Regions from separate parts of the Mus musculus genome. Here region 2 is linked to region 1. A link is a contact called in ENCODE Hi-C or POLR2A ChIA-PET data. All regions are on one chromosome and are shown on one strand. The core of a region is the stretch at or near the end of the contact, and the rest is flanking DNA. Distances in the headings are between cores, read along the strand shown.

The links. A loop is a pair of places that touch in the nucleus more often than their neighbours do. ChIA-PET counts read pairs that join two places held with the same protein, here RNA polymerase II (POLR2A).
Region 2: a loop to region 1 is called in a map of heart, with 10 times the contacts of the local background. The contact joins the promoter of Spa17 here to the promoter of Ccdc15 in region 1. A Hi-C loop is called at or near these places in 1 of 37 maps with a recorded cell type or tissue (heart). POLR2A ChIA-PET finds 5 or more read pairs at or near these places in 1 of 5 experiments (Patski).

Annotation. Positions count from the first base shown.
Region 1 is chr9:37,345,760-37,350,645 of GRCm38, forward strand. Ccdc15 (coiled-coil domain containing 15) reads right to left here and starts at 2,598. Exons shown (of 16, transcript NM_001081429.2): 1 at 2,275-2,598; 2 at 1,979-2,164. The coding sequence starts at 2,158.
Region 2 is chr9:37,610,856-37,615,416 of GRCm38, forward strand. It overlaps Spa17 (sperm autoantigenic protein 17), which reads right to left and starts at 2,865. Exons shown (of 5, transcript NM_011449.2): 1 at 2,701-2,865; 2 at 981-1,163. The coding sequence starts at 1,134. It overlaps Siae (sialic acid acetylesterase), which reads left to right and starts at 2,966. Exons shown (of 10, transcript NM_011734.4): 1 at 2,966-3,071. The coding sequence starts at 3,005.

The sequences.
Region 1 (4,886 bases), core at 1,348-3,847:
AACTTTTAAGTTCCTTCCTGAAAGGTAGCAAAGTAGGCAAAAATCAATGACTGTGTAACTATATACACTGAACATAAATAAAATTAACTTACTATATTGCATATTAACATTTATAATTGGGGGCGTCCATGTTTTGGGGTTGTTTCGTTTGAGACAAGGTCTTAACTATGTCTGACTTGTAATGAACACCCTACGCAGACCAAGGGCATATATGGTATACAAATGCTAGGGCCCAGAGAGGCCTTCTGGGTCGTTGGTTAGTTGTTGTTTTGGGTTAAGTAGTTGTGTTCAAAGAAGAGACAAGAAGCAATTAGATATCCTAATGACAAAAGATCAAACTTGCCACAAGGGACTCCAATCAGCAGAAAGTAGTCTAGCAATAACGCTGACCCCTTCTAACTCCTGACTTTACTCAGGGGTCTCTTTCCTTTCTCCCCTATCCTTTTCCTTGTTGTTGCTATCTAGTGTCAGGGGGTTGAAAGGTTAGAAAAGAAGGGATGGAGAAGGGTGAAAGAAAGAAGGACCCTCAAAGTAGCAGAGACCAGCTACACAGGGTCTCTCTTATCTCTGCAGCTTCACTCCAGGTTCATCAGGGTTGCACACAGGTATTTTTACCTGTAAGCTACCTCCAAGACCCTTAATTAATATTTAAATGTCTTGTTTCTCCTCTAAAATCACCCATGTTAAGTACCTTGTATATTCTAAGAACATTGTATATTTCCTACATTCCACAAATACTATGTACATTAGGCAATATTATTTAATTTTAAAAACAAGGGGTGTGGAACGTGACTTACTCCCTATGCACAATAAAATTTGAACAAAAAGCTAAGGAACAGTTTGTTGAAATACTAAACAACTGTGGGCTGGAGAGATGGCTTAGTGATTAAGAGCACTGACTGCTCTTCCTGAAGGTCCTGAGTTCAAGTCCCAGCAACCACATAGTGGCTCACAACCATCTGTAATGAGATCTGATGCCCTCTTCTGGGGTGTCTGAAGACAGCCACAGTGTACTTACAAATAATAAGTCTTTAAAAAAAAAAAAAAAGAGGGGGGGAGGGTATGGGGGACTTTTGGGATAGCATTGGAAATGTAATTGAGGAAAATATGTAATAAAAATAAATTAATTAATTAATTAATTAAAAAAAGAAAGAAAAAATACTAAATAAAGCCAAAAAAAACTAGCAAAACCACTCTCATTTGTTAGCAAATACTAACAAATATTTACATCAAATATTTACAATCAAATATCAAATATTTACATGTGTAAATAAATCAAATATTTACATTAAATTAAATTAAATTAAATTAAATCAAAAATTAAATTAAATTAAATCAAATATTTACATGTGTAAACTTTTGAAAGGGCATTTCTTCATCTGAAATGCTTCTACCCTGAGTGTACAGCATTTCTATTCCTTCACAGACAATGACCATAGTTCCTCATTCGTTCAACAACTACATCCTAAGGACCTAGTTTACCCCAAAAACAAAAATAAACAAGAAGTTCCTTGGCCCCGTGGAATTTACAACTTCCTCAGAGTCTATCAGGATTAACCTCTTTCTTTTATTTTCTTATTTTCATTTTGCCTGGATCTGCATTTAAAAACTTATAAACTCTGAGCAACTACTTAACATTTGAAGAGTGACCAACTGTCATTCTTCTTATGTTACAGTGTCGGGAAATTGTACACAGTACCTATGCCATTCACAGCAAACAACCATGTTTGTGAAGTAAACTAGCCTACTTGCTGGTATGTAGTAAGAACTAAGTTAATATTTGATTGTGTCAACCAAAGATGAAGCAAGTTTTGGAAAACACATCATTGTTGTATAATTTTGACGCAAGAATATAACCTGTATCAGAATGGAAACAGCATCCTCCAGCAGTTCATCTTTCTTTAAGTACCAAAAATTTAGAGAAGGCTAATAAAAAGGGCTGGCAGCGATCACAGTAACCGGGTCAACTGACACTCACATGTGCTGGAATTCCCGACCAATTTGGTGAGGCAGGTTCCACCCAAGCCCCAACTGGTATTATGGCCTGGTTCCTCTCAGCCAGCACTGCCAAAACGTCCTTGCTCTTCGTGGGATTTAAAGCCAGGGGCAATTTTGTGGGATTCCGAGGCTTCTTGAGGGGCGCCATACCTCCTGGCATTGACTTCTGGTTAGAAGAAAAGAGAAAGAGGGACAAGGCTTAAGACAAGGGGGAAAGGCGTAAAAATTACTTTCTAGAAGGAACGGAGATGAGAGGACGAAAAAACAAGGATTTACTTGGGAGATGAAAGCCTGCCCAGAGGTGAGCATAGGCGGGCGCTAAGGGCAGGGCTTGAGTCTGAGATGACCGCGGGTGGAAAAGCGCCGGCCCACGGCATGGGGCTGGAGGGGAGTCTAAGGCCCGGGCAGGAGCCGGGGGTCTTAAGAAGCCTGGGCACAGGAGGTGGGGGGCGTCTGAAGCCCGGCCAGGAAAGCGGGGTCCTGTGAGGCTCCAACAGTTGGATAGGAGACCTGTGAAGCCTGGAGCCTGCCGCGATCCGGTCCGTCTCACACACAGACTCAAACTCCGCGGGCTGCTACGCAAAGGACAAACAGCAAACTGCCACCCCGGGGCCCACGCCTGCCCTGCCTCTTCCGCATTTGTCACCCGTCTTGGGCTGGGGAGGCGGGAATCCGAGCGCGGGGATTACGTCACTTCCGCTTCCTGCCCTTTGGTTGGGGAGGACTAGAGCGGGTTGTTGAATCCGGCAGCGAGCTTAGACTCGGCCTCTCTTTGGATACTGGCGCTGTAGTCTTCTCAAATCTCGAAGTGAGAGGTCTGACATGATGAACAGGCGAGTAAGCGTTCACCGCTGAGGAAATCTCGGGAATAGACAGAGCAGTTCTCAACCTAAGGGTCGCTACCTCTGGGGGTCGCATATCAGATATCCTGCAATGAGATATTTTACATTACAGTTCATAGCAGGAGCAAAATTACAGTTATGAAGTCGCACCCAAATTTTATGGTTGTAGGTCACCACAACATAAGGAACTGTATTAAAGAGTCGCAGTATTAGGAAGGTTGAGAACCACTGGGCAAGAACATGTTGCCAGTGGATCCTTGAGAAGCAAACCAAGCCAACAATCAACCAGACTGCGCTTTTATGCAGCCCCTAAGGTTTACAACGCTATTTCGTGATTACCTTTGACATGTTCTTGTGTGTGACCATCACAACTCACTCCAAACAATGCTTGGGATATTTCATTAAACCCAAAAGACATACACTCATTTTACTCAAGGTGTATATTCGTGCTGGGGGTTGAACCAAGGGCCTCTGGCATTCTAGGCAAGTGCAGCAGTGGAAACCCTAGCTGCCTTAATAATTTTGCTTTTAAGTTAGGGTCTCACTAAGTTGCCCATGCTGGACTTGAACTCACTGTGTAGCCCAGGCCTCGAACTTGCAATCCTCCTGCCTTAGCCTTCCCAATGGCTGCCGTTACAGGCACGTGTCACCCTGCTTTACTTCAACATACCTTATTGCAAGCATTTTATATATCAGTATGTTTTCTGGTTACTCCAGATACTCCCAGTGAACAAAGATCCCTTGTTTGGAGAATTTAAAATCCATTGGAGAATTTACACTGACATTGATAGGACATTTCCAGAGAAGACATCACTAGGGCAATTGAAGTTGATCTTTGAGTTTTGTTTGTATTTCATTTTACTCAGTACTGGAAGTTAAGCCCAGGGCTTCATACATGCTGGTCAAGAACTATATACCCTGCCAACTTTTTTTAACTAGTCTACTTTTAAACAGAAACTATATATGATCATAGAACAAGCCTTTATACTCTTCAAGGGAGGGTTTTAGGTATATAGTTGATTGTTTCACAGCTTTTAATGGGATCTCCTAGGTAGTTCAGGTTCCTCCTGCCTCAGCTTCCCAAGGGCTGGAATAACAGTCACAAAACATCATACCCAGGTATAGGATGATTCCAGGTAGGAGCTGGAGAGATGGTTAATTAAGACTGCTTCCTGCTCTTCCAGAGGACTAAAGTTCATATGCCAGCACTCACGTGCTCACACTCTCCTATAACTCCAGCTCCGTGGATCCAGTGTCCTCTTTTTGCCTCCCTAGGCACCTATATACCCCCCACATACAACACACACACACACACTGTCTTCTGGGTAGAGAATGAGCATTAATGTGGGAGCACTGACTGACTGGGAGAAGTGAAGGAGGCTGACTAGAAGAGGATGAAAGGGGTAGAATGGAGATGAGCATGCCAAGTACTCAACATAGAGCATGTTGAGTACTATAATGTGTTGAGATGGAGCACCATCAGAGAACTCTGAGCTAATGAGTACCAATTTTTTTCTTTAAAAAAAATTCCATATGCTGTCTTGAGAATTAGACAAATAAAAATAAGTGGGGAAAGGCTAGTTAAGAGGCTACAACAATTGCCCCACTATGACCTCCCTCCCCCCCAAAAAAAAATCTCATGATTTGAGAAAGAAAAGGCTGAAGTCTGGTGCTAGCCATATAGGAAACTTATTTCCTGGAAATCAGAAATAGATGTCCCAGAATGCCAATAACTTATCAGACCACCTTGCAGGAGATAGGAGCTGAAACAATTATGGGTCAGTAACCATACCTTAGCCAGGATTCTTTAATTATGCCTTCTGTTTAAACTTTATCCTCATGTTTGGACCCCTGGAAGTTGGACCTCTTTGTCCCTCTTCCCATTGTGACCATAGTGAGTAAATCATTTCTGCTTTTCATTCATGTGACTTTTAATTGGCTAATCAAGCACATGTGGCCAAAGCCAACTTGTTAGGGTAGTCTAGGCATAGTCTCTGACCCCCTAACTCTGGAAATAAGAAAATGGGTCTTCCAGGGTATCTGGCA
Region 2 (4,561 bases), core at 1,615-4,114, 270 kb after region 1:
GAGCTGTTCAGTGTGTGTGAGTTATTTGGATTCTATCTGTGTCCTGGGTTTCCTCTCTCTGTAAAATGATTTATGAAGGAACATCTGTTTGCTTAGGGGTATTTCCAGTCTACTTTGCCTAAAGTAATGGTAACAAACCTTCTATACTATGATTGTTCCAGGCAAGAGTAGGTTTTCAGCACAAACATGATGATAATTGTTCTTTCCCCCTTTGACCTGTGAGCCAGATCCTCATATTCATGAATCGTCAAGGCTGGGATTTGTACATCGTACAAAGGAAGTATAGGAACTTCACTTTGGCTTAAAATCAAAGTCACTGCTAGCATGAACCTTAGTCTCTGTGCAGGATGGGACCTGGAAAGTACATAGAATGTAAATTACCTTCCCAGCTGGCAATTCACTTGCCAAAGCAGTTTGTTTCTGTGCCTTCGTTGAAGAACAGTTTCATATACCCCAGCGAAACCCGGTTTATTTAATCTAGGGAGTGTTAAATTATTTTTATAACACTTATGATACTTTCAAATGAGAAGAATCAAAATTTAAAGAAAACTGCAAATTATCCTCTCAGGAAGAACAGGCAGTGAGCTAGCAGGGTTGCCTGAGAATAGGGTCCTTCCATACTGCATCTGTGAGAAATACAGAGAGAATGGCAGGGTACTGAACTGTCACAGCCTGTTGCAAACAGTAAGAGCCGTACTTGCAACCACTGGCCTTATAAAGGCTTTCTGCACAATGACCATGATTTTTAATGTTCTTTTTTTCTTTTTTGTATGTGTGTATGTTTTCATGCTCCCGTGTGTGTGTGTGTGTGTGTGTGTGTATGTGTGTGTGTGTGTGTGTGTGTGTAGTGCTAGATATGTGTTTGCACGTACATGGTGGTCACAGGCTGAAGACATGTATATTCCTCAATCTTAAGTTTTACCATAATGAAATGCTTAGTTTATTTTAAAATTCCTATTTTTTTTTTTAAAAGAGCTTACTCTCTCTTTTCTCTAGAAGGTTCTCAAAATACGCTGCGGCAAAAGCTGGTATATTGTCCGGTTGCTCCCTCAGAATCTCCCGTGTCAGCCCTTCAAGAAGATTTCCAAATCCTTGTGGAATTCGGTAGTGGGTGTTGGAGAAAGGAATCGACATCTCCTCGGAAAGAATTGCCTATATGGTACCTAAAGATTCAGTAAAAAGTGCCTAATTTAAATTATATAATCACAAGTTTCACAAACCAACTCACTATCACGACTCAAATCATTTCTCAAACACACATACCATATTTTGGACTTTAAAAAGAAAAAAGTCACACAATCTAGGTCCTGGTGCTCTCTCTATCTCAGTAGATCTGAATCAAATCCACGCACATCCTATTGTGGCCGAAGTGAACTGACTCTCACAAAATGTTCTCTGACTTCCATAGGCTGACGACATCATGGAGGCCGTGCCCATACACATGCACATACTAAATAAATGAACACCAAATTCACCCCACCACGTCTATCCTTTTCTCCTAGAGTTTTGAATTCTACCACTGAACTATTTTGTTTGTTTTCTGAGACAGAGTCTCTCAACATAGCTCTGGCTGTTCTGTAACTATGTAGACCAGGCTGCCCTCTAACTCAGAGATCTACCTGCCTCTGTCTCCCAAGTGCGGCGATTAGAGCCAGCCTGGTGGATAAACACTATGCTTTGTGAATTATAGTATCATAAATCCAGATCCATTAAATTAGACAAATACATATTTTCAAAGTTAGAGAACCACAGTTTTCACTAGATTAAGTACTTTGTTTTTCTGTCCTTAAGAGGTGAGGGTAGATGTTGCAAGCCCACAGTATTGAAGAGACAATGATTGCTGAGAAGCTGGTATAAACAATCCCCTTTACATTGCTGAGAAGAAACTATTTCAAGTGCAGTACTTGGGAGGCAAGGGTAGGTGGGTCTTTGTGAGTTCAAGGTCAGCCTTGTCTACAGGGTGAGTTTCCGGACAGCCAGGGGCTAAACAGAGAAACCCTGCCTCAAAAACCCAAAAATCAAACAAATAGCAAGCAAGCAAACAAAAATCTAGTCGTTCTAGAAATTATTATAATTTGTTGAATAGTTTCACTTGTTTTTCAGCCCCAACTTTTGAAGCATGTTCTCAAGTGCCTCTGCTTTCTGATGAGGGATTGTGAAAGGGGAGGTCGTGTATTTGGGAGTCAGCTTTTGATGTTTGGGGAATCTTATTTTCTGGTTTTCTCAGGCCTTCTTTTATCTTATTATTCGAGGACTGGCTTAAAGGTGGCTGACATAGGATTTGATTATTGAGAAAAGAGAGCTTCGGGTCTGGGCGTGTGCTCCCTCTGCCTCCCCCAAGAAGCACAAAGGCGGCGCTGGTTGGGGTCGAGGCTGGAGGACTAGAGGTTTAACAAGGCCTAACCTGTGGAGTCTCTTCCCTTTCTCTCTTTTGGCCACAAACAGCAGATTAGATATCGAATCTTGAGAGCTGTGTAAAGCCCTGAACCGGGCGGGGGAGGACAGGCTGTCGAGGGGAAGCAGGTCAAACCGTGGGCGGGACGCCAAAGACCTAGCGTTCCAGATTCTCCGAGAAAGGGCTTGCCAGGCTCTCTGTCTGGTCCAGGAGTTGCGGGAGTATTGGAGATGCGGAGAGACTACGGCACGAAGGAAAATGGCGAAGCCTCCACATTGGAGAGGGAGTGGGGGAAACTGCCTCACCTCTTCTTTCTCTTCAAGCTGGTGCGGATGGTTCCAGTGTTTTATCTCGTTGCTGGGTAACCGTTTTTTTTTTTCTTTTTTCTTTTTTCTTTTTTTTTTAACTACGGAGGCCGGGAGGGGAGCGCCCTGCGCCGCGCCGCGCCGCGCCGCTGATGGTTTCGCGTACTGAAGGCTTGAGGGTGGGGCCCGATAGGTAGACCCTCCCAGGCCCCGCCCACTACGCAAGACCACGCCTCTGCCCTGTCCCCGCCCCCGCATAGGGGCTCTTCCTGAATTCGGCGGGTTAATCAGGATCTTCACAAACATGGTTTCCCCGGGGCCTGTGTTTGGGATAGTGCTGCTCATAATCGCGCGAGTCAGCAGAAGTGCAGGTGAGGTGTCACAGCTGTGCCGGACCCTTGCCTTTCAGATCTTCTGCAGGATCATGGCATGCGTCCCCTTTAAAGGTCTGGTTTGAGTCAGAACTGGACTTTTCGCACCTAGTTCTGGCTCAAGGTACTGTTGGGCCCATCTACTGCCTTTTTCATGCAGGGTACCTCATTTGCAGCATAGGAGGCAGGGAGAGACTTCGGTTTACCCATTGGAATAGGCTCCAGAGTCCCCAGACCGAAGCCTTGAGGAGAGCTCAAAGAGAAGGGGGCGAAGCTTAGTTAGATAATATTTGGAAACAGGTGTCTGAGTCATCCAAAATACTTCAACACCTGCCCCCTCAGTAGTGCCCTTGGGGAGGGCTTCTGTCGGGATGGGTGCCTTGAGGGAATTAAATTTTACTAGTTTCTAAGTGGTTATTAGGGCTAAGAAATACAACCCCCTCACTAGCTCAGAATAATTTAAGGTTCAGCTCTGAATTTTGATACAGCCTAAGAGATACTAGTGGAGGGGTAAGACTCATCACACTGGAGAGGGAGCTATTTCACACTGGCCATTGTGCAGGTCAGAGCTTGTCATCTGACTAACCTGAGCTGGACATTGCCCTCTGCATGGAGATATCAAAAGATAGGAATCTATTCACTTAAAGTAAAAGGTTACTGCTGGAGCCACCCACCCTTCTTTTCTTTGTATCACTGAAAGAGTGGACCTCATCCATAGACTGTCAATAAATGAAATTTGGGGGGGGGGATGAGAATATAGCTCAGTGATAAAGCTCTTGGCTGGAGTGCTAGGAATTTGTGGTCCCATTACCATTATCCTCACAGCAAAAATGAAATTGCAATTCCTTTGGAATTAGATGACGTTGATTCTCATTCTGTCATAAACTACCTTCTGAGGCCTGTCAAGGACATTACTGTCTTCTTTCTTAAGAACTCTGCTACACGAGTAAGCTCCTAGTAGATTGTAAGATCCTTGGCAGCAAGAATTTTTATCTACTATTGGAATTATTTTTCCTTCCAGGGTTGCAGTCTCAATGTGTAAAGTACTAGGTATCATTAAAGAGATATTCATTGAATTCATAGCTGTTCTAATTATTCTTTAAAATTGCTTAATCTATTTGTGCTCTAGTCCCTTGATGGGTAATGTGGTTAGGTTATATCTCTTCATCGGTAGTAACACAATTAACACGTTTATTATAAAGATAATTTCCACCTCTAAATTTTTTTTTTCTCACCATAAATCCATTCACAAAGAGCTTCTATAACTGAATGTTGGCAAACACAGAAGGGCTTGGGAAGGCATTCCCCATCCTATGGACTGCAACATTGTTGCCCATGTAAGGAATATTTTCTTCACTCTGTTCTTCCAACTCAAGTCTTCTCTTTGCTTAGCTCTTATTTATGCGTTTACTTTTCAGCTTTTGTTCTGTATCTACCCAAGACAGGGCCCTCCCACACATATGCCTCCCGGTTTCCCCAGCAGGCTGCCA